Regions from separate parts of the Mus musculus genome. Here region 2 is linked to region 1. A link is a loop called in an ENCODE intact Hi-C map of the cell type or tissue named here. Cell type or tissue: left cerebral cortex. All regions are shown on one strand.

Region 1 (2,500 bases):
TAAAGTCTCTTTTAAATCCAAAATCTCTTCTAAAAGTTCAAAGTCTCTCAACTATGGGCTCTGTTAAAAAAAAAAATTACTTTCTTCAAGAGGGGAGAATGACGGCAGAGTCACAGTCTGATCAAAACAAGCCAAACTCAAACAGTGTGAATAACAAGGTCCAATAATTGGGCTCAGATTCACTCAGATCTTCTGGGCTCCTCCAGCTTGAGTTACTGTTCTAGCTCCACCCTCTGCAGCACACATAGCTTACCTTCCAGGCTCTAGCTGGATCCACTTCATTGCTGCTGCTGTTCTTGGTGGTCATCCCATGGGACAGGCATCCCCAAAATGCTGAGGTCTTCCACTGCAACTGGGCTGCACTTTCACCAATACCCTTTCCTGGGTGCTTCTCACACTGCCAAGCCTCAACTTCTCAGCATGACCCTTTCAATCCTGTGCCTTCGACTGCTACTGAAGCTGTACCTTCACCAATGACATTTCCTGGCCACTCACAGTGCAAAGCCTCAGCTAGCTGTTCGTGGCTTCAAACCCAGTGCCACCTGGGTGTCTCTTACACTACTCAAGTTCAGCTGCCCCTGGAACACAGCTTTTGTGTGCTCTGAAGAAACACCTCCTAGTACACTTTGCCTCAATGATGCTATTCTCTTCTTAATCACCTCTAATTTCTCAGCTCCAGCTGACCAACATCAGTTATCTCAGTAAAGCAAAGGTTTATTCAGCTCGCACACCCTGAGTCACACTCCACTGAGAGAAGCCAAGGCAGGAACTCAAACTAGGCGGGGATCTGGAGGCAGGAGTTGATGTAGAGGTCACGAAGTGCTGCTTACTGGCTTGCTTACCATGACTTCTTCAGCCTGCTTCCTTATGTATAGAATCCAGGAGCACTATCCCAGGTTCAGCAATGCAGATGTTCAAGGGCTGAGGAAGTTAACTCAGGCACAACGGTATCCTAGGAATAACCTCTAGCACCACTAGGGGGTGAGGTAAGAGATTTTCAAATTGTGTTTCTCTTTACAAGCGATAATTATTAAAATTATTCTTCCACTAAAAATAGTGTTTAAGAGGGCTGGGATGTGGCACAATTGTACAACATTTCACATGCAAGGTCCTGTGGTCTCCAGTCGGTAAAGGCTTACCCATGGGTCACTAATTCCCCTGAATATCTATGCCATGTTACCTGGGAAGCCAATCACCATGTCTTTCCCTGTGGTGTTTTCTCCAGGTCCCAAAATAAAGAGGTATCCCCAAATATGTGTGCACAGCAGCCAAGAGAGAGGAGGAGTTGACCTGGGGTTCAGGTTTAGCACTGTAAAAAGAAAAGTGATTTTTATTTTTGTGTGTCCCAACCTGACCATCTTACAGATGGGTCCAAGTCTCTGTGCTGGGAAAGCCAGCTGTGCTGCTGGGGTGCTGTGGCTTGTAAGCAGCTTCAGCAGCAGCTGTGACCCCAACCCCAGGAGAAACCCCATCAGGGTTGCCTCCCAGCTGGCCTGTTGCCTAGCAAACCACAAAGGTCTACTGGGATGATCCTGTCTTTCCCTCTCCCCTCCGGTGTCCCTACACAGTCTCCTCCCTCTTGGATGCTGTGCACACATAGTTGGGGATGCCTCTTTGTTTCGGAGCCTGGAGAAAACAGCACAGTGGAAGAAGGCATGGTACCTGGCTTCCCAGGTAACACGGTATAGATACTCAGGAGAGTTAGTGACCCGTGGACAAGCCTCTACCAGCTGGAAACAGAGGACAGGAACACACTAGAAGTAAACGTCCTCCTGAATGCTCCTCTGAGGCATAGTTGGTTTCAACAATTGAGAGGAAGTCCCACAGGCCAGCTGGCTCTTTCTGGCCCCTTCTGCAGTGGAAGCTGATTTCAGTACTCATGGCCGAGCCTAGCCCAGCATCACTTTTGCCCCACCTGGCCTACCCTTGTTGGTTCCTTGGCTTTACCAGCTAATGTGCTGGGTATCCCCTGTGTCTCCCAGGGGTCCGGTTTAACCATAAGTGCCAAGCATTAATAAGATAAATGACAGGCATCTCTCACAACCTTCGAAACCCCTACCATGTTAGCTTTATTGTTACCTTCACCTTCTGATTAAAGAAACCGAGGCTCAGAAAGGTAAAGGCACTAACTAAAGGTCACACAGCAACAGAGCTAGGTACAGTCTCAGCACCCAGTACAATGCTAAACCCAGTCTGGCCGGCACCCAGTGTCTCCTATATAGGCCATGACCCACTTTCCCAGTACCTAAGAATTCCATTGTACTCTGTGTGGCTGATCTAGGTAAGGTGTCTGCAGAACCCAAACTTCAGCCTGAAGCCCCATCTCAGCCAGCGAGGTCCTGGGAAGTGTGTGTGTGTGTGTGTGTGTGTGTGTGACCAGAAGCCTTAAAAATACATATTTTGGAGACATGACAAGGCAAAAGAAAAGACTTACCAGCTCCTCCCTCAGCCACTCCAGGGTCTGCCCAAGACTTGCAGCTGGCTCTCCCGGCATTTCCAT
Region 2 (2,500 bases), 170 kb before region 1:
ATGCCTGGACATGTCTTGATCTGTCGGAAGAGTACTTCTTATTCACCAGAGTAAAGGTAAGTTAATTATGATGCCTGTTGTGGGGGATAGGATCCCACTGTTTGCTCTGGCTGGTCTGGAAGTTACTATACCTCCATGTCAGGTTTCATGATGCCTTTTCTAACAAGTGCAGTTCAAGCTTGTTCAAAGAAACATGTTTGATCTTACTACACCAACCAACTCACAAGTAGAGTTATATACATCTCTTCCTCCTTAGAAGATGATTATGGAAGGAAGGAAGGAAGCATGCAGGCAGGGACTGAGCACATTCTTGGCTTTAGATGATACTGCCGCAGTTCCTTCCAGAGTACCACTAGCTGTTTCCTGCCATCAATACAATAGAGCATGCCCCTCTCCGCCAGACTCTTCAGGGTGACTTGGAATTTACTAAGAGCAACTGGTACAAACATAGGCCCCCTGCTGCTCCCTCTTTCTAACCTGCTCTGTTCTAACCACTAGATTCAAGACAGCTACTATCTGAGACCCTTTCTCAGGCCCAAATAAAAGGTCTTCCTTCTTACAAATGGGTGTGGCTCTGTTTTAATGGTCTGACTGTCTTCCTAGCTCCTTTCAGAGAGAGCAAGCCTGAGAAGCAGGGTAGAAAGCACATGGTCGAAGCATCTTACCTGTTCCCAGTCTGAGCCAGATCTTGCACATGATCAATCTCAGTAGCTCTGTCTCCCCCCCCTCCCCCCAATATGGTATTTTTAATAATTTGGGGATTTCACACTTGCTTCCTATCCCCATTCCTCGCAGGTCCACCCTTGATCTGCATACACCCAAATTATTCCAAGTCCAATTTGTGTTTCCCATATACTCATTGGAGCATGCTCAGACTCCCAGTGGCCACCCTTAAAGAGAACTGAGTCCTTCCCCACACGGCAGCAGCCTCTCTGGCACCTGCTGGGCCTCGTGGCTGCTCCAAGGAACCTGGTAGACCCTGTGTCAGTACCTTTATCCCTCGATGCCACCTAGGTGCTACTTGCCATTAGCTCCCTGGCCAGCTTCCTTCATCTCTCATGTGGAGTAAGCAGTAATTCCATGGATCTGCCCTTAACCAACATCATGTCTCACCCAGCAGAGGGCTCCTTTCACCACATTAACCATATGCTATGGCCTGATTCTCTAGTGCCCTGTGTGCATTTGATTGTGCCTGGAAACTCCTAAGGGACCTTGCAGGATCAGCTCCTGCCTACTACTATCAGCTCCCCGACATTCTCTGGCCTGTTTATTTGCTCCTTGCCTGATACAACATATACTGTCCATTTGTGTGTGTGTTTACTTTGGCCCTCACTAGAGCCTAACCTCTACCAAGGCAGGGTGTTTGGTATTCTTCACCCACACCTGGCTATGTTCAGCAGTAGTGGGGCAGATGAAATTGAAATGGAGTTGAGATTCTTATGTAAAGGATACACCCCCACTCACAATCTTCCCAGTAGGCTCTCAGCCAGAGAGGTAGCTTTTTAAAGAACATTGGTTACTCTAGCTTCATTCTGTGCAGATGGTTTAAAAAAAAAATGCAGACTAAAACCAGATGAACTTAGGAGGTGAGACATGCTGTGAAGAGAATGTTTCAGCACCTGGCTTACCAGTTACTGCCTACTGAGAACCTGAGGTTGTTGCCAGGACTTGAGCTACCACAAAGAATGCCAGCTACTGCCATTATTTTCACACTAACTTTGTACTTTACCTCCAATGGAAAAATGGGCAGAACTACATTTGAACCATTCACTGTTGTACTGCAAAGCCAGACTTCATGGTTGTTCTGCTGTGAAAAAGGCCCAAAGGACAGAGGTGGCAGTGATGGCAAGGGAGTATGGAGGAGTCTAGAAGAGAGCACCTGAGAGTTGGGTGGTAAAGGATGCCTGGAGATTGGTTTTTTTGAAAAAGAGGAAGCCACTGGACATGGTAGTACATGCCTTTAATCTCAGTACTCAGAGGCAGAGCAATCTATTGTGAGTTCCAAGACAGCTAGCGCTGTGTAAAGAGACCCTAGAGAGAAAGGGTGAGGGTGGGAAGTAGGCAGAGACAGCTGCAGAGAGTTAGGGTTGGGGGAAGAAACTTTCCCATAAGAGCCAGATCTAGCAGACAGGTGGTGTAGACAGGCAGATTTGGCTTTGAGTTTAGGTTCCATTTTCTGCTAGGTATGACCTTAAAGCAGTCACTTAAGCTTCTGTAGTTTTGTGTATCTCATTCAGTAGAGAAATTATCGTGGTCCCTACACTGAGGGGACTAAAGAGATCTGTGAAATGTTCGACTCTAGGAAGAACTTTCTAATGAGTATAGTTGCCATCTATTGAGCCCTTAGTGTGAGCACTTGGGCAGGCATGACCTCCTTAATTGAATACTTAGGAGGCAAGTGCTTTGATTATATTTATCCAGGGAGAAACTGTGCCTTATAAATATCAGGTACCTTATACAATAAGTAACTGTAGATGCACAGAATTGGAGAGGTGAAACC

The links. Peaks named below come from ENCODE experiments on the same cell type or tissue, not always from the same donor. Only the 100,000 strongest peaks of a DNase experiment are listed, where the experiment ranks them.
Region 2: it touches region 1 in a loop (3-fold over the local background); 6 of 42 quality-filtered maps call a loop at or near these places.

What each region holds. Positions count from the first base shown.
Region 1 is chr2:151,683,530-151,686,029 of GRCm38, forward strand. It overlaps Tmem74bos (transmembrane 74B, opposite strand), which reads right to left. Exons shown (of 2, transcript NM_001378411.1): 1 at 2,435-2,500. The coding sequence starts at 2,500. Among named protein-coding and RNA genes, the nearest start is that of Tmem74bos, 1.4 kb to the right of the region's middle. In left cerebral cortex, a CTCF peak has its summit at 987; no DNase peak of the experiment used is centred here.
Region 2 is chr2:151,512,578-151,515,077 of GRCm38, forward strand. No RefSeq gene overlaps it. Among named protein-coding and RNA genes, the nearest start is that of Gm52533, 4.7 kb to the right of the region's middle. In left cerebral cortex, a CTCF peak has its summit at 1,121 (motif pointing right); DNase peaks (open chromatin) are centred at 1,190 and 1,513; H3K27ac peaks cover 1,074 bases.